Linked DNA regions of Homo sapiens: all the other regions are linked to region 5. The links are chromatin contacts, found by Hi-C or POLR2A ChIA-PET in ENCODE. All regions are on one chromosome and are shown on one strand. Each heading gives the region's core, a stretch centred on a gene start or an enhancer-like site at or near the end of the contact. The rest is flanking DNA. Distances are from core to core; before and after follow the strand shown.

Region 1 (3,689 bases), core at 432-2,931, 560 kb after region 5:
TCCCAAGATGGCAGCAAGCCTTTTGTTCTCTGACTTGGGGTTCTTGGCCTCACAGATTCCAAGGAATGGAACCTTGGGCCACACAGTGAGTGTTATTGCTCTATTAGAAGCCGTGGGTCATGGGAGAGAACCGTGGAACCCAGCAACTTGTGTTCAGCTCGATTAGGAGGAACCCAGGCACTTAGCCGCTCAGGAACAATGGCGAGCCTCTAGCCCGATTGGCAGCGGCAATGGGTGTCTCCCTGGATCAGAAGCACAGCAGACACCCTGCCAGATCCAGAGGCATGGAAGTCAGCAGTGGGTCTGCGATGGCAGCGGTCAACAGTGGTGGATAGTGAGCAAAAGCTCAGCTGGAGCTGGAACAAACATGGACCAGAAGCGTGTGCAGTTGCAAGATTTAATAGAGTGAAAACAGAGCTCCCATACAATGGGAGGGGACCTAAAGTGGGTTGCCACTGCTGGCTCGAATGCCTGGGTTTATATCCCGATCATTATCCCTCCCCTGTGCTCTCAGGCGATAGATGATTGACTATTTCTTTACCTCCTGCTTTTAGCCTAATTGATATTTTAGTGAGCTCTCTTTACTACCTGATTGGTCGGGTATGAGCTGAGTTATAAGCCCCGTCTTTAAAGGTGGATGGGGTCACCTTCCCCAGCTAGGCTTAGGAATTCTTAGTCAGCACAGGAAATCCAGCTAGTCCTGTCTCTCAATTCCATGAAGTTTCATATCTTACAGATGTGAAAATGCACACATAAAGAGATAACTTCCCTAAAGTGACAAAAGTAGGTGTGGTCAGGACCATGTTTTAATCCCAGTGTTATCTGCTTGGGCCAAAGCCCTTGATTTAATCACAGGCCTCCATCATGCCCATTGTCCACTACAACTGTAACCACTCAGGAATCAAATGCTTAACTATTTAATGTCTATTTTTATGGCAGTTTTTTTTTTAGCAAAGTTAAAGATTTTAATTAAAGTTCAATTAAATTTCCAAAAGCTACACTTGCCTTTGGTTACATCTTTTTAGCAATACAGTGGTGGAGTCTTCCACTTAATTCCTTAAAAAAAGTTAACATTGTGTGTTCTTAGCATCACAAGTTCTGAGTGACAAGCAGCATTAAAGGGCATTTATTTGATGTCTGAATTTCCTCTGCAACATCTAACAAGGCTCACCTCTGTTTGAACAAAGCATCTCATTCCCTCCTCGGAAAGTGGGGGCTGTAAGATTGAGTCTCTGGTTACTAGGCGAAAAATGTCAGTATTAGATTGGCAAGGTAGGTGTTGGCCCAGCCAAGTCACATGGAATCAGCATCTGGACATGTGACATACTTTAGTTACTAGGATTAGTGTTGAAAAATTTATTTTGTCTTTCCCTCATCTGTTGAGCGTGTTAGCCACTAAAATATAGGAATGTAAACTTCCAACAGAGTTTTCTATTCCACCCTTTGCATTCTTCCCCCAAGGGGAAAGAGTCTACCTTGGACTGGCAGGATTCCAAAAGACAGAGCTTTTCCAAAAGACATTATCGAGCCGTTATTGATGATTAGCAATGATAATAAGCTAATGTTTCTTTATACACTGTCAGGCACTGTGTTAAGCATTTTTAAGGCATTCTTTTATTTACTCCAATGAAAGTGAAATACCACCTACGGATGTGATGAGGACTAAATGAGATAAGACAGAGCACTTAAAACCACGCCTGTCTGGGCATACTGTAAGCCTCAGTGACTACAGCCATGATTGTAATCAGTGACTGTATTTCCTTACTCTTAAAGCAGAGACAGGAGCAAGCTGGTGGAATCGCCCTCAATATTAACTCACATTTTTTACCTGATACCATTTCCAATCTTCTGTGAAATCCTATCCAGACCCTGTACTGACTCCCCTGGCAATTTCAACAAGAAATATTCTACCTTTCACTGCCAATTTGTTTTGGTAGAGGCTGATCTGCAGTCTGAACATAAATGAAAGGGAATCCACCCGCAATAATAAAGAGTGAGCCTGGCCCATCATGATCAGAGACTGGCCCCTAACATGTTGACACAACGGCTGAACTATTTGAACACTGGAATGAACAAGTTGCAACAACTCCTGCAAGTCTCAGGAACTAATGTACGGACAACGACGCGCATTTCACTGACAGAGTCCTGATAATATATTGCAGGAAAACCCACGGGCCAGCCGATAACACTCAGCGTTAATTTGTTTACCCAAAAATTAGAGGAAGGAGAAGTTGGTGATTTGCAAAAAAAGAAGTTTTGGTAACAAGCGTAACGTTGGTGTGTAATTTTCCTAATTGAATTGCCAAATTTCTACCCACCACTGATCTTAATTTATAATAATGCTTCCATCTGTCTCACCTCCAGCATAGGAAATGGGAAGAGGGTGGTCTCTGCCTTAACATGGTAAGAAGAATATCTGCAGGTAGTAGGTAATCTTTAAATTACATGTGTGATACTGGGAATTGCATATAAGCAAATAAGGAAGCTCATTACTTTTCCAGATTTCAATTAACTGTATATTTGTAAAAATGCTTTCAGTTAGCAACATTTTGAATGGTAAAGGGATTGAAATTTACCTAAAAGAAAACCTTTTATAATGGTTTAGCAAATTTCAAGATTATCTAGGGCAGTCTGCATGGCCCTCAGATCATAGTGAATTAGTAATTTCTTGTGCAGAAATTGTCAAAAAACAGGAGGAAGTCAGGTGCCTATCTAGAAACATAAAAATTGGGAATAACACAAAAAGGAAACCTTGACTTCCTACTAGGTATATTAGGCATTTAATTTAAAACTTCATTTACTTTTTAAAAATTAACACAATACATGTTCACAATTCTAAAAACTCAAATACAACAAAACGTTTAATATAAACTTCTTACCCTCTCATTCCCAATTCCATTCCTTACTTTCAAACATTTCAGCAGTTTCTTCTATTTATTTCCATATTTGTATACTCTCTCTCTCTCTCTCTATATATATATATAGCTATTTCTTGATTATTTTGAAAACTTACTGACCACTGAATAATGACCTCCTCCAGGTAAAATGAGGATATCTTTCTTTTACATCAACTCCTGTCCCCATAGGCTTAATGTGATTATATAAAAATTTCTAGTTAAATCAGTAGAACTGGGACAGGCCACAAAGGCTGATCCAAGCCGAGAAATTGGAGAGAATAATGATTTTTTTCTTGGCTAAAGTTGTGTATCCTTGGAATTACTATCAAAGCAGCAAACATGCAATGCAAAAGATCCACCTAAGCATTAGGCTATATATGTATCAACTCTGGCTCTTAGTACCTCCCTTGCTTCCTCTCCCAAGGTGCAGCCTGGGTTCAAGGTCCTAGCAGTCCACACATTGTGAGGACTCCTCTAGATCAGACCAAGCAAGGCTCTGAGGTCATTGCTGCTGAGCTGGCCTTGGTGATGGTGATAAGCATTAGTGCCACGCCAGCACTCCAGAGCTAATACACTATTATAATATACTGATTGGGCTATAATGTACAGTTTTAAAATTCTGTCTAATTTTTTTTAAATCTATAAATTAAAAAAAATCTTCTTCTTTATGTTGATTTCCTGAATACTAAAAATAGTATAAGGGCAACAATTATTCTTGGTACTACTTATGTAATTTAATCATTAAAAGCTACATGTAGATCTAGTATCATGACACCAGAAATTTTCCGAAGA
Region 2 (4,080 bases), core at 1,289-3,788, 720 kb after region 5:
AGGCAGGCATGAGTTTGGATTCTTTAAAAAACTGAAAGATGACCAATAGGTCTGGAGCACAGTGAGCAAGACAGAGAGCTATAGGATGAGGCTGAAGAGGAATTCAGCCCACACTCTGCAGGTCTTGTAAAGCATGGTTAAGAGCTTGGATTTGGTTTGAAAAGCATCTGGAGTCTATTGAAGAATTAAAGTACAGAAATGATATTTTATTTTCCTTATGCTCAAAACACAATGAAATTGAATCAAATACATAGTAATTTATTGAACAGCTCCTAAACTGTGTGCATGGGAATTAAAGAGGCAAGAGATGTACCCTGGTGTTGAGTGGGCACATAGGCCACAAGTGGAAATAGATAGGGGCTCAAAAATCCACATATGCGAGAGTCCAGAAGAGAAATGAATCCATTTATTCCATGAGAGTAATGGCAAGACTAGAGAAGAGAAGACTTTCAACCTGGATCTCACAGGATGAGTGGAGCTCCCTAGGTAGACAAAGAAAGAAGAACCTCATAGAGAGTAGAAATATATGTAAGAGCATGGAATATTTGGCAGGGCTTGCACTATCCAGGGAGTGGGAAACAAGTTAATATTACTGAGTCCATGGAGAAAAAGTGAGAGGAGAGAAATAAAGCTTCAGATGTAGGTCAAGACTTTCAAATATTTAGCTTGGAGAGGGTCTTTTAAGGCTTAATATCAAGAATTGCCACTCATTGTTCCATCATAAACTTGTATTGAGAAACTACTATGTTCCATGCATTCTTTATCATGTGATCACATTTATGATTCACCTAAAAACCACATTTTAGATACAAAATTTGAAGCTTCTAAAGGCAAGTTACTATGCCTAAAGATGCACAGCTAGCAGGTGGCAAGCTGTGAAATCAAACTTGTATTCACTCTCTAAAGGATGTGTTTAGAGAGACTGAGTGGAACTTTATGGTTGGTGAAGGGTTCACATGTAGTAGTAGAGAGAGAAATCACTGAGGGTAGGTTGACTCCAAAGGTAGGTTGGAATCAGATTGAGGAAGGTTACTTTGAATATGAAGCTAAGGAGTTTGTACTAAATCTTGAGATAATAGGAATAAAGATTTTTGAGCAAAGAGTTGACATGATTGCAGTCTTGTTGGGAAGATTTATGAGGTGTCTGTTTACATCAATGTGAATTACCAGGGAAGAGACCAAAGGAAGAAGGGCCTATCAAGAAGCTAGCTCAGGCATATGATGATAGGAGTCTAAACTGAGTGGTGACAACAAAAATGGAAAGAAAGAGAGGAATGAGAGTAATTCCTCCAGGAACGAGTCATTAGGGTTTGGTGACTAGATTAATATAGGCATACGGAAGGTGAGGTTATGAAGAGTAAGTCTAAATAATTATAAGAATGGTGCTACAATATGGCCAGGCGCAGTGTCTCATACCTGTAATCCCAGCACATTGGGAGGCTGAGGTGGGTGGATCACGAGGTCAGGAGTTTGAGACCATCCTGGCCAACATGGTGAAACCCATCTCTATTAAAAATACAAAAATTAGCTGGGCGTGGTGGCACGTGCCTGTAACCCAGCTACTCAGGAGGCTGAGGCAGGAGAATCGCAGGAACCTGGGAGGCAGAGGTTGCAGTGAGCCGAGATCACACCATTGCACTGCAGCCTGGTGACAGTGCAAGACTCCATCTCAAAAAAAAAAAAAAAGGTGCTACAATAAACAGAATAGGGAAGTCAGCAGAAGGACCGAGTTTGAGTGAAGTGAGTAAGATGAAAGAAGATGAATATCAATCATATAAGTTGGATTAGAGGTAACAACATTGAAAGTGAATGTGTAGCTAGAGAGCAGAAGGGGCCTTAGCCAAAAATAATGATTTGAGGTTCATCTGCATAGAGGCAATAGGCAATTAAAATCCTGAGTGGTGGAATCCCACCACTTTGGGAGACTGAGGCAGGAGGATCACTTGAGCCCAGGAGTTCAAGGCCAGCCTGGGCAACATAGTGAAACCCTGACTCTGCAAAAAATGAAAAAAAATTAGCCAGGTATGGTGGCATGTGCCTATAGTCCCAGCTACTTGGGAGACTAAGGCAGGAGGATTGTTTGAGTCCAGAAGGTCAAGGCTACAACAAGCTGTGAATGCACCACCGCATTCCAGCCTGAGTGACAGAGTAAGATCCTGTCTCAAAAAATAAAGTAAAAAAATTAATTAATTAAAAAAAATAAAATATTGAGAGTTTGTAAGTTTCTAAAGAAGGACACAAAAGAGCAGTGTTACAGATGCTACTTGTTTCCAACATCCATTCCCCATCTTGACCTCCCTAACCAAATTCCCATTTGGTTCAGCTATACCCCACCTCCCTTCAGCCATGTGCTTCCCTCAAAGGTGTTTCCAGATACAGAGAGTGGATCCTGAGCAATCTAAGCCAACAGTGGTCCATCCCATCTCTCTCAGGAATGTGCACAGGACACAAAACTAGGTAATGAGACAGAAGTAAAGAGCCTAAGGAGGCAGATGGCTCCCCTGTGCCCCTGGACATTGTCCTATTTCTGTCCTAACTCAAAACCTGGAACTGCTATGCCATCCTCCGCCTCTGAGAGTCAGGCTTCATTGAGCAAAATCATCCCTTGATACAATGAGGAACCATGTCTCTGAAATTACTCAAGAACAACCAAACCTCTGAAATCAGTTTCAAACATCTAAAAACCAGTGAAACACAAAAAAGCCTTAGTCAGAAGCTAAGGAAGACAAAAAAAAAAAAAAATTAAGTTAGGTTCTAAACCAGGTGTCAGGAAAGTGAAAAGAAGCTGGAGATTTTGACAGAGCTTAGGACATGCTGGGGTGAAATACCCAAACAGAGATAAAGTGAACGAGACCTAGGAGACAACATTTGGAGGCAATAATCTTTTCTGACCAGCAAATTCAAAGAGCTGCTCTTCACGGGATTCCTGAGGTGATTCTAGGGACAGCAAAAGGTTATTTCTGAACTATTACACACATTCTCTTTTTTAAGAGAAATACTCACATCGACAGGGCAAGTCATTCCAAAACCAGCCTCGATACAGCTATTACTCAGATTCACCTTGTCAGTATGAAAATATGGGTTGAAATGGACTTTGCTACTTGAAATTAAGTGTGATCACACTCAGTAGCCAAGAGAAGCACTCCAATCCAAACTGCAATTATGAGAGGCTGGGAGCCACAGGGAGTGGGGTGTAGCATTCAGAAAAAGAGAAGGGGTTCATTCTCTGGGATTTTCCCTGTTTGCAGCCTGAATCCCACATGAATGTTCTTTCTCTTCCGTCATTCGTTTTTCCTGCGTTCAGCATCCTCTTCTCACTTCTCCCTCACAGTTATCTCTCCCTTGGAGAGAGTAATCTGGACCCTTGGGTGACAGTCATATGTGGCTTTCACGAGCTGCTGGAATTAACTAAAACTCACTCTTTCCCAATAAATCTCCCCTGAGCCGACACACAGCAGCTGCGAATTCCCAGCATGGGCCTGGACAAAATGCTAAGAAAAACTGGCTGTGTTCCTGAATCTTGCTCGTCATTGGTCCCCAAGAATCCTGGACATTGACACCCAGATATTCCAAAACGATTTGTGCTTTTCCAAGCTCGGCTCTTTACTTAACCTGCCTTGAAGATTTGGCACTATAATTTCCCAGAAGTGCAGGCTGGGCTTGTTTTGAGAAAAGGTGAAATGGACAAGAGACAGAGTTCAGAAAATAGTGATTAAATACAAACAGCACCAGCTATTAAGCAAGAGTCAAGGCCAGGAAATGCAAATAAAATTGCCGAGGGTTGTTTAGACAGTGGCCACTCAGAAGGAGAGGTAATATTTGGTTGTAAAGTGAGGCCACAGACATCTTTTCTGATTTAATGAATTTGTGATAGTTTACTTCTTTTCCCAGCTTTCATTTCATTTGTGGGGCGATGGCTGGGGGATGTAGGGGATATGGAAAGTTGAGCACAAGTGCACGAAGTATTTACTGGCTAAAGATGCCTATGCTTCTGCCAAGATTGTGTTTATTTGTTAAAAATATACTTCATTGTGTTGTTACAAAACTAAATCTGTCCCCAGCCCCCATGGAGACAGGGCG
Region 3 (3,914 bases), core at 269-2,768, 920 kb after region 5:
GACAGCTTTACAATCCCATGTGCGTGAGGGGATTGGTAGAAAAGAGTATGACCTTCCTTCCACAAACTAAAAGCTAAAAGACTTTATTCATTTTTTTCCTTCCCAAATTGAAGCAATTCACTTCTAGACATCCTTGGCAGGAGCTCAGAACTGTTTATGCAGGCTCCATGCAGGCAAAATATTTTTTGATATCCTGCTTTTGGTTGAGTCATGGTAATGTTGGCAATGGTGGTGAGGGCAGGAGATCAAGTCATTTTTCAAAGTTCTAAGTAAATGATGTTCTAGTAAGATCAATATGAGAGAATTAAAGACTAATATAAAGTTTATCACAAGGCCAACATCTATAAGTTAGACCTTTTTTTCTTTTCCTCTAAGGGCAGTGGTTCTCAAATTTTAACCCATGTAAGAATCACCTGGAAGTCTTGTTAAACACAGACTTCTGGCTGGGCACAGTGGCTCACACCTGTAATCCCAGCACTTTGGGAGGCCGAAGTGGGTGGACCACCTGAGGTCAGGAGTTCGGACAGCCTGGCCAATATGGTGAAACCCCGTCTGTACTAAAAATACAAAAGTTAGCCGGGCCCTGGTGGTGTGCACCTGTAATCTCAGCTACACAGGAAGCTGAGGTAGGAGAATCGCTTGAACCCAGGAGGTGGAGGTTGCAGTGAGCTGAGATCGTGCCACTGCACTCCAGCCTGAGTGACAGAGTGAGACCCTGTCTCAAAAAAAAACCACGGACTTCTGACCCCATCCCAGAGTTCCAGGGGTTGGAGAGCATGGAGGGGGAAGATTTTTCCTTTCTAACAAGTTCTCAAGTCATAGTGATACTGCTGGTCCAGGGACCCTACTTTAAGAACTACCGACCTCAGGGAACCTTCACAGTAAGTATCTGTAATGAGTCCAATCAATGAAAACTTCAGTGAATTAGACTTCATTAGAATTACTTCAACTTTGTTTTGGGAAAGTCTATAGACATTTTTGTTTAATGCTGCATACATATGCATTATCTCCACCTAGGCATCAAATAAATATTCTTTGGGGTACTGATCTAATGAGAATACTGGTAGATATAAATGCTCTTCCATTTGCATTTTAATTATTTGAAAACTAATGTTCACAAATTCACTCCCTGGTGCTCTAATCATTTCCTCTACTATTCAATGCTTATCAAAGCAAGTCATTAATAAAATAGATCAACACAAAATGTTTTATGATGTGAAGAAAGTAGAGTCCCAAAGAATGCATCTCACAACCTTAGAGAAAATAAATGAAATAGAAACCTAGAACTGCTTCACTGAACTATGAGTGATGATTTGTTGAATGCCTCAAGAGGAAGTAAAAAGTTACATTTGCATCATTTCTGTATTTGATCAGCCGTTGTTTACCTGACTTGTTCTTAGGCTGCCTTAGATTCTGAGCTGGCTTCCCTTTAGGCTTTTTCATAAACAAATAACTGGAAATGTCTCTAAGGAGGGGAGAGACCAGTTCCTCATTGCAGCTGGTAGCAAGGTTGCTTTCACTCAGCCAGGAGGACGCATTGTTACAGGTGTGGAACTTGTTGCTCCGAGCCCTCGCCTGGCAGCTCACTCTGGATCTGCGGGTTCTGAGGAGCCTCGGGACCCACCTGGGTGCAGTTGCCTTCAGGGACAGACCATCTTACAGGTATTAAAGGCAACATTCAGCTGCTTTCTGGGTTTCTCTCTTGCACTTTCCTTTTGTCCTATTGCTATCAGTTTCGCTTGTTTTGCTGATCTCTCCAGGTCTCATTAGAATTAGTGAATCATTAACCTGCAATGGTTTCATTTCTAGTACAGTGAGATGGCTTCCCCAACAGTGTGGGTGGGTGTTTGCTGGATTCTCAAAGCTTGGAAGGTCAAAGGTTGGTGAATTTTCTTTATGGTGACCATGTATTAATTTCCTCTTTTAAACATAAAGAAGAGTTAGCATGAATGGATTGACTTGTTAACTTTTGATTCTACCAGATCCACTGGGTGTAGTCATTTAGGGAAAGCTTCCCAGGAGCCTTAGCCATTATCTCATTTAATTTCTGCAACAGGCCTGTGAGGGAGGTTCTTTGATGTCCTCTTGGTAAATGCTGCATGGCAGTTGGCAGAGGAGAAGTGGCTTGTCCTAGGTCACACAGCCAATTGGCGGTGATACTGGAAGAGAAACCAGACCCATTTCTTCTGGTGCTTGAGCTCTTCCTGCCTTTCTGCAAACCACCTCCCTAAGCCCTGCTGTTTTTAAAGTTTCTCCATTTCCGCAGTGCATCATGTCGGCAGTTACTATTGCCTTGGTTCCAATATTTAAGACAGTGGCTAATAAATAATTCTTACCGATGTGAATCCTATTGGCCATAAATAACTTCCTACCAGCAGCTACACCCCTGTGTCTGAACGACTACAAAGGAAACCCAAAGCCGTATCCTAACCCCTCAAAAGAGGAGAGGAAAAGGCCAGAAGGACAGAGGGGAAACCCAAAGACTAAGAAATCTGATCTAACTATTATGCAAGTGCCTATGCAAATATACTGAATTCCTTTAACATTGTTGCTGCCTAGAACTTGGACAGTCTTCTAAAGGAGAAAAATAATAGAACGGCCCTGATTGTATGTATGTGTGAAAGTACCTATTGATTCAAAATTAGCTGGGTGGGGTGGTAAGCATCCATAGCCCCAACTACTCAGGAGCACTGCAGCATGAGGATTCTGTGAGGCTAGGAGTTTGAGGTTACAGTGCGATATGATCACACCTCTGCACTCAGCCTGGGCGACAGAGCCAGACTCCATCTCTAAAAAGAAAAAAAAAAAGAAAGAAAGTACCTATAGATTTGATGCTCAGCTCAGCATTTGTTTGTTGGGAGAATGAGGAACTGGCCTCTCCATGTAGCAACAATGTACCTTATTTTATCAATGGTAGGGAGGGACCATTTCATACCTCTCCAGCAATGTTGGTATCAACCTTCAGAGCAGCCTCCAGGAATTACCAATCTAAAACCAAAACTAGTACAATCTCACCTTAACTGAACATAAGTTTCCTAAACTGGCATTGCCCTCTTTCCTCCACTCTGCAAAAAAGGGTACCTCATGGGTTTTAGTTCTACATGTGAAGTTCTATAACAATTGAGTCCTCAGCTCAAAATAAAGCAAACACAACATTAAGAATTTTAGATTTCTTTTGTGAATAAGAGTTGAATTGACGTTAGTTTGCATCTAAGTTGTTCCTCAAACAACTCACCAGTCTGAAATCCAGTACCTGTTAGTTTCATTTGGCATTTTAAAAAGGTTTTTATAGAGATGGGGTCTCACTATGTTGCCCAGGCTGGTCTTGAACTTCTAGGCTCAAGGGATCCTCCCGCCTTTGCCTCCCAAAGTGCTCGGATTACAGGCATGAGCCTCTGTGCCTGGACTTACTTGACCTTAAACAAGGTAAGAGTCAGGGAGTAAAATAAGAGACCACAAAGTCCCCAAAATCAATGTCAAGTCACAACATTGTCATGACAATGTCATAACATTGAGCTCCTCCTCTACTGATAGGAATAGATCTAACAACCTATTAATTATCTATTCACAAGGTTGTTGGACTTCTATGACTGACACAGATTAAAAGAAACAAAGAGGAGAGAGTGGTTGCCATAGGCAAGTACAAAAAGCATAGTGAGAAGTAAGGAATAAAAATTAGGGAGTACATTGGTGTGGGGCCATTTGGTGTGGGAGTGAATATTCAGATGCTATAGAAGCCTGTAACAATTATTGTATTCTCCACAGAACTATAGTAAACATAGTAGTAATCACTGTATTTTGGCAAAGTACTAGAATGATAGTCAACAGAATGAGGTCAGGTTATAAGGAAAAGGTTTATTGGTTTTCAGCCTTCTCTATATCAAGTTAAAGAAGCAAATAATACACCCTAGAAA
Region 4 (3,614 bases), core at 665-3,164, 770 kb after region 5:
AGTTGGGACCCAGAAAATGAGCAAAGCAATTGCCCCTTTCTTCCTGTGTACATATCAGAGGGGTAGATGGAGTGAATGCTGTGAGAACATAGGACAGGAATGAACCTTCTGTCAGGGTCTCATGAAAGCCCGGGTTGGTGAGTTTTAAAATGAGACCTGCAAAATGAGAAGGAATCTGTCACACAAAATGTAGGGAGAGAGGGTAAGGAAGAAGAACATTTCAAAAAGAAGTGTTGTTGTTTATTCCCCAAAGATGGCCAGAAAAGTGACTAAGAAAAGATCACAGGACTCCAGGTTGCCTGGGCAATCTCTGAGAGCCCTGTCTAGGGTGAAGTGGGAGTGAGACCAACAGAATAGTGTTAAGGGGACAGCTTATGGCAGGAAATGGGGACAAGCAATGCATGTGATTTGTCTGAGCTGGAGTGGGGGAGGATGAGCTTGGTTTTGCTATGTCAGGCCATTAGTTGGGGCAATTTTCAGTTTCCATTTGAGCCTGAGCCTGGAGTAGGTGCATTCCAGATATGCAGAAATCATGACCATGGAATGATTCATCTCCAGTTAGCTCCCTCAAAAATTCCCCACAGTCACTATCTGACACCTTTTCCTCAGGCCTCCACCTTGCACCTCCCCTGCCCCCTCCAGAATGACTTTGTGTCATTCTTCACTGAGAATGAGGCCATCAGAGAAAGCCTTCCTCATTTCTCCCTTTTCTACCTCTTTATTTCTCTAGATCTTCACCCTCCCTTTTTGGGAGAGGAACACTTCCTCCCTCCTGCAACCTTCCTCCACCTATCTATACTCAAACATTAACTACTAATGTGATCAAAGAATCATTATTCCTTCATTCCATAAATAACTCCACACCAGCACTTGATCCCTGTCTTCCTTTCTCTTCTGTAACTTGTACCACAAATCATGCTTGTTTATTTAATTTCTCCCTCACTACCACCATCTATTTCTAAACCAACAGCCTACTCAAGTCTGCCTGCTTCCCAAGAGTCCTCACTCAATCCTGCTTATCTTTTTGGCCAACCTCCAACTCTCTGGAATTTGACCTCAGGACTTCTTGGAGATGATTGGATGGCTGTTTTTACCTTCTAGTGACCCACTCACTCCTCAGCCTTTATCATCTGACTTTCCAGCCTGCCTATGTGTTTTTTACCCTGTTGCAGCCCCTGCCACCACCCCAGAATGCTGTTCTGTTGCACTCCTACCCGCTATGGGACTGTGTACCTGCCAGGCCTCTAGATGCTGCATCCCTCTCCTTGACCCTCATCTGAAGCCCAACCCTATGCCAATCTATAGAATGAACCCCAATTCAGACAAAAGAGATGTCAAGGTAACCAACTCCACCCTCTGAGATCCACGACTAGCCAAGGCTTGCCATTGCTCCACGTTACATCTCTGTTGTGAGAGCCATCTTGATTCTCATGTGTGAGCCCAGATTTGGCTCTAAGACTGATCTCTTAGTTTCATTCCTGTTCAACCTATTTGTTGAGCATGTATTATGGGCCAGACTCTGGCACACAACTCCTACACATGATTACCCCTCCCGTTCACAACACGGCGATGCTGGAGAGCCCTACATAGTCAGCAGACCCATGCTACAGAGGGTTTGAGGAACTCTTCCAAGGACACACAGCCATTCCATGGTGGAACCAGAACTCAAACAGGCATTCTGATTTTAGAGCCTTTGCTCAATAAATAGTTATAACAGAAGAGAGAGTGGAGACGTGTGTGTGTGTGTGTGTGTGTGTGTGTGTGTGTGTGTGTGTAGGGGTAGAAGATAGTGGTGGGGGAGCTTTCTGAGACCCTGCTACTCATGCCAGATTTTCTGGTCCTGATTAGCTACTGCCTGGCTGCCAGAAGCTGTTATTATCACTCACTCCCGTGCTCCTGTCACTGGGCTTGTGGAAACTTGCCCTTCCTTCTGCTCTCGGTCTCTGATGCTGACAGCTATGCTGGAAAATCCCATGCTGGCCACTGCCACACTTACCAGAGGCATATTGTACGTGCTGGTCTGGACTTCCTGCCTGACCCCTACGTGTCCTGTGCCTGCCCCTTCACAGGAGGTCGGTCTACTTCCTGGCCAGGGCCTTTCCAGCCTGTCTCACCCCTGTGCAGGTAACAGAGCTCTTTTCTCTGCCACCACTTCCCCACGGAGTCTTTTCCATGGTTCTCCCTGACAGAATTCATGCTACATAGTCTTTGTTAACTCATGGCATGCACTTTCTTCCTGCTTCTTTCCTCAATTTATGTGAGATTAAGTTAATACCAACCTATCTTGTTAACCCCTTCTAATACGTAATCTTCTTTATTTTAAAATTTAAATGTTTGTTATATTGAATTCAGTAACTAGAACATTCTCCTCCAAAATAAGAATGGTACAAAAACCTCAAATAAGTAAGTCTGTTGGGGAAAACAAGTTCCCCCAAAGAATAAATCTACCAGGAGAGTAAAAACGATGATAATCAGAACAATGATCAATAATCACTATTGTCAAAGTGCCTGGCAATCACCAAACACCAGATTCATCGGCTCTTCACCGTCCTGTAGGATGACTTCTGTGACTTGCTAAAACCCACACAATAAGTATAATGGTGACAAGACTCAACTCCCAGGCTCTGACATTAAGTCCTATTGTCTTCCTAAAATGCTCCTTAAAGAGAGGATTTCTGTCTCACATGGTCATCTGGATCATTTGAAAACTTCAAGCAGAAAGTCCCAAGGTCACCATTAAATGTTTTCCAAGATTACACATCTTCAAACAGAAACCCAAAATAATGAAAACCAGGAACCAAGACTTCCAGCTTCTCTAATGAGAGTAAGTCTTAGTTCTTTTTCCTTACTCCACAAGAAAAATTATATCTCCCAAGGGGAGTTATGGGCTTTCCAAAAGAGGAGCAAAGGGATTTGAGCTTAGGAAATGAAACTTTGCTCAGCACTCTTCAGGAATGACGTTCTCCTTCCTCCCCTATAACAATGCAAGTGCACATTCATTTTCTTACATTTTAAATCACTGAACAAAAAGGCCTAGTTTTATTTATCCTGCTGCTGCCACTGTGGCAAAACTAAATGTGTGGTGCATAAACTGTTTATAAATCTTGTCTCCAACAAGAGAACTGAGTGTGCACTTTTTGAGGACCTTAGTTCATTCAGAATGATGAGAAAATTTGGGAGAAATTTTTCTCTTGATATAAGAGCTGTATAGGCCAAATGGACTTCCTTTTCTGGCCTAAATGCTGTGTTTATAAAAATGGTGTGCTGTAAATAGCAAAGTATAGAAGTGAGAAATTATGCCTCTGCTGAATAAACCACACTCCCGGCCGACTGACTCCCTGCTTCTTCAAAGTGAAGAAACATTTGTTCCTATATCTTGTGAACAACAAGCTGGATCCATTGAAAATGCCAGATAACATTGATCTTGGGGAATAAGAAAACAACCTTTTTAAAGGTCAGAACTGTCTTAGTTTTTAATGGATTATTGGTTGATGAATTCTTTCATGAAATATTTCTCTAATGCCTTCTGTGTCGAGAACCATTCCAGGATCCAAATATACCCTTGCTTCCATTTTCTGCATCAGGGTCAGTGATCCTGCTGAAAGGTTAATTTC
Region 5 (3,970 bases), core at 670-3,169:
TTTTTTTTGTAGAGATGGAGGGGTCTCACTCTGCTGTGTAGGCTGGTCCCAAACTCCTGGGCTCAGGTGATCCTCCCACCTCAGCCCTCTAGTAGCTGGGACTGCTTGTGGGAGCCACCATGCCCAGCTAATTTTTGTATTTTTTGTAGAGATAGGGTTTCATCATGTTGCCCAGATTGGTCTTGAACTCCTGGGTTCAAACAATCCTCCCACCTCTGCCTCCCAAAGTGCTGGGATTACAGGTGTGAGTCACCATGCCCAGCCGAGTTCTATAACCTTGAGGACTGTAAATACCTATAATATTTGGCCTTCATCACACAATGGTGTATTTTAAAGAATGAAACATTTAGGGTCTCTGCATAGCTTCACAGCGATGACCTACACCAGGGTTTCTCAAAGTAATGTCCAGTAGTTCCCCTTATCCAGTAGCCTTGATTTTACTTTCCAAGACTTCAGTTACCTGTAATTAATCACGGTCCAAAAATATTAAATGGAAAATCCAGGAGTAAACAAGTCGTATGTTTTAAATTGCGTGCCATTCTAAGGAGCTGATAAAATCTCCCAACGTCCCCACTCCAACTTGCTCAGGACATGAATCATCCCTTGTCCAGGTATCCATCTTGTACTCACCACATGCCTATTAGTCACTAGTCACTGTCTTGGTGATCAGATTGACTGTTGAAGTATCTCAGTGCTTATGTTCAAGTAACTCTTATTTTACTTTTATTACAATAGATCAATTTTATTACTAGTTAATGCTGTTGATCTCTCACTGTGCCTAATTTATAAATTCAATTTTATCGTAGATAGGTAGGAAAAAAGTAGTATATATAGAATTTGGTACTATTCAAGGTTTCAGGCATCCGCTGGAGGTCTTGAAACATACCTTCTAAGGACAGGGGGAATAATGTATATGCAAATCACACGGGAATATTTTAAAATGTACTTTGTGAATAGGGAGAACTGGGGTGCAGCCCTACATACTGCATTTATAATCAGTTCCCACTTAATGCTGATGTTATTGTTTCAAAAAACACCTTTTGAGTAGCAAAAGCCCAGATGACAATTTCTTATTTGCATTAGCCTATTTCCTCCTCAGTTGAATTTCAATTTGATTTCTCAAAGGGCAAAAGGGGAAGAACTTATACACATATGTTTCATAGTTTAAAACCTAAGTCTGGTCACATTTTTACTCAATGATATTAAGTATAGATTTCAAGTTTGCATACAGTAGCATTTACTATAAAATAGGAGAATGTTACTTTTTAGGAATAATCTAAGGACAGGTGTAGATGTTATTTTTTAATGAGGTTCAAATTTAGCACTGTAATGAACCTCACTGAAAAAGTAAAGCAGGAAATGGCAGATTTGTTTTGATAGAAACCAAGAATTTTAAGTGTGTGTTGGCTTTACACTGTCTTTGAAACTGTGCTATGAAAACACAGGATCCAGGAAATGAGCCCAGCCAAGTGATTCCACTCTCTAAAGATGTCAAAGTCGGTTCTCTGCAATATCCAAATGTTCCTCTTTTGGAAGTGAAATGAGGAAAGGCCTATATAATTTCTAGCTGAGTAAACGAAGAGTGCTTTATTCTCTTATAAATCAGTTACAGTCCCTTAAATAAAAGCATGCTTCCTCCTGAAAGCAGCTGAAAGTTTCATCTCTTTAGAAGAGGCTTTGTTTTCTCTGAAAATGGGCAGGGGGACTAATTAAATTAATTTTTCTTTGTTCCTTTAAGAAAAATAAACTTAAAGAAACGGAGTATCTGGGTGTGTATGTGGAAGAAAGTGACTAGCTCTGATGACCAGGCACGTCACAGTTTCTTGTTTTGACTCAAGAATGATAAAACAGTAATGGCTTTGACCCATTGCCCTGCTGATGTGCTGATATGAGTTTGCCATTGGTCACTGGAAGATCAAGGTCTGCCTTTCTGCTGACCAAGCATTCTCCTAACTATTAGTCACTGTCTTCACTTAGAGCTCTCTTTCATGACTCAGTGCAGCTCTCACATTTGGGCTGGGCAAAACGGAAGTTCTTACTTAATTCAACCTGCTGCAATAAAAATTGAAACAAACACGTCGCATTCTCCTTTTTCTTAAAAATTTTGGTAACATCACTGTGACTAGAGCAGTTAGAGAAACTCTAAAGCAGAAAATAAGAAAATCATTGCTTAATGTGGGATTTCGATGTGGCAGAGTGAGAGTTTTTACGGCTATACTGACACAGAAGCATTTGCCTTTGAAAATGGGTAAACTGAGCTTAACATTTTCATGAGGCAAATTAGATGTAATATCTCAATATCTCATAATTTTCCTCTCAGAGAACATCTGTTTTCTGAAGGAAAGCTGGCAAACCGTGTTGCAATTAGAAGCTGAGACCATTTATAGTGAAGTGAACCTCAGATTACTGAGGTTGACACTCTAAAGCAGGGATTCTTTACCTAGGAATCATGCCTATATTATTACACTCTGAAATCATGTAGGACACTGGTGTAATTTACTAGGAGAGGGGACATTAATTTTCATCTTTGTCCAATGGTTCTGTGATTCTCCAAATAGGTGAATAACCATTTCACTAGTGTCTATCAGCATTTAAAACATTCATGACTTTGAGCTAAATATCCTGTTTCCAGGGATTAATCCTACACAAATATTTATCCTGGTGAACAAGATATTTTAAAATATTATGGCATGTTTATATTATGGAAAACTCTAGTAAGATTAAAAATAATAAAGCTCACTTGGGAAACTGTCTAAGATGTATTAACTTAAGAGTAATTTGTTCATCAGATAATCAATTAAGCATCAACAATGTCAGGCACTGTGTTTGCTACTAGGAATAAAAGTAAACAAATACTGACCTTTTTTATTTTTATGATACTTGAAGTCTACAAGAGATCAATATGTATTTATAATATGTAAATAAAAATATGGGTTAGTGATTGCTTGCAGGTGTTTATTTACATATACTTATCAAAACTCTGGAAGCATATATATCAAGAAGTAAGATTTTAAAATCTGAGACTTGAAAAGGAGATGAGGAGAGATTTTTAGTTTTTTCTTCTATTTTGTTTGATTTTATTAAATACAATATATTACTTTTGTAATACCTCAATGCTTATTTTAACCATTTATTAAAACTCTGGGCTGAGGTAGGGAAATGTACAACATTAAACTGAGTGTTGGCTCTGGTTGTTGCAGTCTTCACAGTAAAAAAACAACACATAAGTTTTGGGTTTTTTTTTTTTTTAATGAGTTTTTGACTGATCTTAAACAACCGGCTAAATTACGTTTTGTATTTAAGATAATTTTGTCCACTAGATCACTATTCTGTTCTTGTACACACAAACCCTCTGGTCTTCAAGAATGTGGCTGACATATCAGATAGTTTATGAATCCACAGTGTCATTTGGTGTGCAAAACACTGACCTTAACCCTTAAAGAATAATCAATTATTGGGGTTAAATCTGCAAGTGTTTTATTTAGTATCTAACCACCAACTATATGCCCTTGAAGAACTTTTCTGGTATTATTTTTTTACTCTCCAAAAGCTCAGGCCTTGATACTTGAGTATTATTTATGTCATATTTTACTTATGTAAGTCTTTGTGTGAAGGCCTCCAAAGATATCGTGCCTATTTTGTGATCTTGTTGTTTATAGACTCTTCTATGAAAGCAAAATATATGCATTTGGCTGAGTACATTTGGAGCCAAGGTAGGGGAGCTGGAATAGAAGAGTCCTTGAATGGTATTTGAGCATTATCTTTTTTAAAGAAAACATTTAAAAAGCACATTAAAAATTACTCTTGCATGTTACTTTAGACAGAGAGATCCCTAACATTCGTTGCTTTCTAATTTTCCTCTCCTTCTGGGGATACAATTGTGTCACACTTTCTAGCCACTTTGTAGTTTGATGGGGCCACATGCTGGTGATGGCCAATGGACTGTGTGTAAACAGATGTGCATTAATTC
Region 6 (3,637 bases), core at 1,063-3,562, 770 kb before region 5:
TGTCAATATCAAAGAACTCAAGCTGGTAGCTTTCCTTCCATGGATAATTTATAAACATAACACACAAAATCATCTGATTTCCTAGGACCATTGCTGCCAGATGTTCAAATTAATTCACAAACCTGTCTCTAATTTTACAGTGGATATTTTAATTACAGTAAAATTTTATTTTATTTTATAGAGAAAAACAGAGCTTATTCACAAAAGCTTTTCATCATCTAATAATTTTACCATTTAATAAACATTAAGATCCTTCATCAACTCTGGGATATGAAGTTGAAGATGATAAGGATAATGATGATGACGGTGATGATGACTGCAACTGTCATACCATTTTATAGGTGAAGAAACTGAGGCAGAGTTGACTGGTAATGCAACTAGGATATCCACAAATAATTCCAATTTCAGTGATCCACAGTGTGGCTTAGGCATTGGGGTTTTAAAAATAATTTTAAAAATAGGACTCATAACTGTTTCTTGTACATTTAAGTCTAAGGCCTTCTTCAGAACAAAGTAACAAAGTTTTGTTTGTTTTTTCTGTTACTTCTTTGTAGCCTCTGGACATATAAATACATACATTGTTTAATATGTACGTTAGTATTTCATGCAATATTGTTCAAAATGCTCCTAATGAAATAGAATAGAAAAAAAATTTCCTTTAGTCCTCAGTATTTTATTTAATTCTTAATAGCTATCTAAGATTTGAACTCAGAACCAACAGGAATACATGTTTAAAAGGCACTATTTGGTAAGATTCCCTTGTATGCCTGTGGGATTATAGCCATCTTTGTTTTTTAATTCCTTAATAAGCACAATTCTTATTTTCCATTATAACATTATGCTTTTTGAGGATTCAATCAAGATCCTATAATTTAATTATTTTTTTAGTTCTGTATGTACTCATTTGAATACATTTTGGTTTAGAAAAAAAATCTTCACATTTAATTTGAAACATTTAAGTTAGTCTTACCAAAATGTTACCTAGTGATCCCTTATTGAGCAGGCAAAGTATTGTAAAATTCTGTATCAAGCATGTCTAATTTTAGAGGCTTTTACATTTGGACACACTTCTTGGGTTTACTTTAAGAACAGTACCTGTGGTGTTACTACCTATGCATACATATAAAAGGGAATTCATGATAAATATTACTTTTAAACTTGAATGCACTGGCAGACAAAATGACCTTCAGTTACTTGAAAGAAAGCCTTTATGAAGCAGGTTTAGGCAGAAGGATATGAAATTCCTCTGAGAATAAGAAGCAGTACAAGGAGCTCCTTCTTAGCTCTCCTATGCTTTCTTCAAATAAATTTCTTATTCACACAGGATAAACTAAGCCTCTATTTCAGTTGCCTTTGCAGAAGTCTTTGCAGGATTGCAGATTTGGAACTGTTCTAGGCAATTACCAACAAAGTCCTACTTAATAAAACAGTGGGTTTGCAAATCTTCCAGGAACCATTCTCCCATAATCAAGTTGGAAACATTAACAGAAGCCACTACCAACTTAAAAAAAATTTTTCCTTATATGTTTCTGGCAACTTCCATTATTCAAAGAAATTATACACTTGCTGGCCTTTTTTCTCACATCATACTATATTTGATTACATATAGCTACATCTCAGAATTTGCTTGCATTTTGCATCACTCCTAGAGCTATCAACTATAAGGCAGGCTGTGTGAATCTTAAAAATATATACAGCATCTATCTATGTTTAGTTAAAAAATTTATATTCCTTTCTTCAAGTAATTGTATTAGCATTTAATGTAGTTTCTTAATTAACACTTTAATTTTGTGTTCACTTTATACCATTTATTAATATTTTAAAATTTGTGTATTTAAAACTTTCAATATATAGCTCAAAAAAATTTTAAATGCATAATGTCATGTAATCATTACAATACTTTTAATCTCAGGAAATTTCACTATTTCCTCCCTTTTCACAAAATTTCAATTAATATCAATCAATAGTGCCTGTCTATACTGGCAAAGAATGTGGTCTGTGTCAGGAAACTTTACTTAAGGCATATATTGGAAACTACTCTAATTTTATTGGCATCTGTCATGACTACTGAGATTAACTATTTGCTGTATGTTATTAATTCCTAAGCTAATTCAAAATTTTGGATTTTCCAAGAATAATATAAATACAAAGTCAATAACAAAAATAAACCAAATCCATTGAATCAAAATTCACCAGATGACATTAAGGCAAGTTAAATTATTTTTTAAAGGTTGTTATAGTAGGGAAAGAACTCTGACCCAAGAAGAAAGCAAGTATAAAAACTTACCTTTGGCTCTGACCTGATGAAATGGCACAAAGTGACTGAGGATGCAGAGCTAGTGGTATTTGCCCCTGACCAATGGCTGTGAATTCTGGTCTGTGGGAGGTGGAATTTATAACACTCAACTTTCTGTTTGCAAAACCTAATATTGAGAAATACTTCTCAGTCTTTAAAAAACCTCAAATTATTTTATAGTCACCCAAACTAAGCAGTAGGATCCAAATCACATAGTATACAAAGTTCTTGAAATTATGTTAATGGAGTTATAATTGCCAAAGTATCACCTTAAAATTTTTAAATGGAAAAAGTTGGATTTAACATACCTCATCTGTAACAAACTCACCAATTAAGAAATGAAGTTCATGTATACAGTGATACTATAGATGGATATTTTAGTTCTAATAAGAAATAATTTTCCCAAAACTTGAAGTCTTGAATTGCTTTCTTCACTTTTCATTAATGTTAAGTGAAATTTGGTAAATGTTGCAGAAACCTTACCTGTTTAATATTGGGTAAGTAAAAAAAGATATCCCAATTATTTTGATTGCATGGAATGCTTTGATAGCAAAACAGGGAAAAATGAACCTTTTGCATAACTTTAAAAAAATTACATCCAGAAGTGATGCATAAATATGATCTGCGTGTTTTGGGGAGAAAAGGGGCTTTTTTTAAAAAAAGTTATTGTATCTATCATAGACAAATAAATCAAATTACACATTTTTTCCTTAGAATAGGAGCTTTATTTTAAGCTCTTGTTAACTTCCATGGTTTGTAAAATTGAACTTTAATACAAATATGAAGAGAAAAAATATGCTTTAAATTTCCATACCTCAATTTTACATTGTATAAGTCCTAGAGAAAGGTGAAAGTTGCATCTTGTATTCTGGTATGCTTTAGATAAATCTAGGAATTTGGTTCTCACTTATGCTTCAGGAATCTTTTCCTTCATGTCTGCAAGTGAATAGATGTATTGAATTTTGAAAGCGGTATTACTCCTGGGCCAAGTGATGGGAGAGAAGAAGGTTTGTCTTTAAGGTTCTCTCACTCCCCTTCCTGCCTCTGCTCCCATCTTCCCTGCCCTCAAAATGTCTTTGCCCATCTATTCAGGGCATTCTTATTTGTCATCCCCATCATCCAACCCTGTTTCCAAATGATTTGTTCTTAGTATGCATTGTTTTTCTCAAAAACAATTTTATTTGGAGCAGAAACAGTGATAATGGGTAATGTATGAAGTCTACCAAGACCTCTCAAAAAATAGAGAGGCCATCTTGGAGACAGGAACTTATTTCTGGCATCTGTGAAGTCTCACCCCACCATATAAAGGCCACTTTTAGAAGCAGTGCTGGAAAGATGCCT

What was found. A loop is a pair of places that touch in the nucleus more often than their neighbours do. ChIA-PET counts read pairs that join two places held with the same protein, here RNA polymerase II (POLR2A). Pooled maps may share reads with other maps.
Region 1: a pooled map shows a loop between it and region 5 (2.2-fold over the local background). The contact joins two enhancer-like sites. A Hi-C loop is called at or near these places in 1 of 50 pooled maps. POLR2A ChIA-PET finds 5 or more read pairs at or near these places in 2 of 52 experiments (activated naive CD4-positive, alpha-beta T cell and naive thymus-derived CD4-positive, alpha-beta T cell).
Region 2: a pooled map shows a loop between it and region 5 (7-fold over the local background). The contact joins two enhancer-like sites. A Hi-C loop is called at or near these places in 4 of 37 single-sample maps with no recorded cell type and 10 of 50 pooled maps.
Region 3: a loop to region 5 is called in a map with no recorded cell type, with 8 times the contacts of the local background. The contact joins the promoter of PLEKHG7 here to the enhancer-like site in region 5. A Hi-C loop is called at or near these places in 4 of 37 single-sample maps with no recorded cell type and 4 of 50 pooled maps.
Region 4: a pooled map shows a loop between it and region 5 (4-fold over the local background). The contact joins two enhancer-like sites. A Hi-C loop is called at or near these places in 3 of 37 single-sample maps with no recorded cell type and 5 of 50 pooled maps. POLR2A ChIA-PET finds 5 or more read pairs at or near these places in 1 of 52 experiments (PC-9).
Region 6: a map with no recorded cell type shows a loop between it and region 5 (4-fold over the local background). The contact joins the promoter of EPYC here to the enhancer-like site in region 5. A Hi-C loop is called at or near these places in 3 of 37 single-sample maps with no recorded cell type and 3 of 50 pooled maps.

Annotation. Positions count from the first base shown.
Region 1 is chr12:92,339,395-92,343,083 of GRCh38, forward strand. All of the region lies in intron 2 of LINC02391 (long intergenic non-protein coding RNA 2391), which reads right to left. Among named protein-coding and RNA genes, the nearest start is that of LINC02391, 23 kb to the right of the region's middle. Within about 2 kb of position 1,682, at least 2 of the 41 ENCODE cell types and tissues checked have a DNase peak (open chromatin) inside an H3K27ac peak, as active enhancers do.
Region 2 is chr12:92,500,098-92,504,177 of GRCh38, forward strand. No RefSeq gene overlaps it. Among named protein-coding and RNA genes, the nearest start is that of LINC02397, 35 kb to the left of the region's middle. RefSeq lists an enhancer at 2,731-2,980. Within about 2 kb of position 2,539, at least 6 of the 41 ENCODE cell types and tissues checked have a DNase peak (open chromatin) inside an H3K27ac peak, as active enhancers do.
Region 3 is chr12:92,701,471-92,705,384 of GRCh38, forward strand. PLEKHG7 (pleckstrin homology and RhoGEF domain containing G7) reads left to right here and starts at 1,519. Exons shown (of 17, transcript NM_001377329.1): 1 at 1,519-1,662. RefSeq lists an enhancer at 1,660-1,719.
Region 4 is chr12:92,551,602-92,555,215 of GRCh38, forward strand. No RefSeq gene overlaps it. Among named protein-coding and RNA genes, the nearest start is that of LINC02397, 87 kb to the left of the region's middle. RefSeq lists enhancers at 281-720, 1,850-2,039. Within about 2 kb of position 1,915, at least 19 of the 41 ENCODE cell types and tissues checked have a DNase peak (open chromatin) inside an H3K27ac peak, as active enhancers do; they include PC-9, where a contact is called at or near this core.
Region 5 is chr12:91,777,197-91,781,166 of GRCh38, forward strand. No RefSeq gene overlaps it. Among named protein-coding and RNA genes, the nearest start is that of LINC02404, 96 kb to the right of the region's middle. RefSeq lists an enhancer at 1,128-2,327. Within about 2 kb of position 1,920, at least 14 of the 41 ENCODE cell types and tissues checked have a DNase peak (open chromatin) inside an H3K27ac peak, as active enhancers do; they include PC-9, where a contact is called at or near this core.
Region 6 is chr12:91,002,660-91,006,296 of GRCh38, forward strand. EPYC (epiphycan) reads right to left here and starts at 2,313. Exons shown (of 7, transcript NM_004950.5): 1 at 2,288-2,313.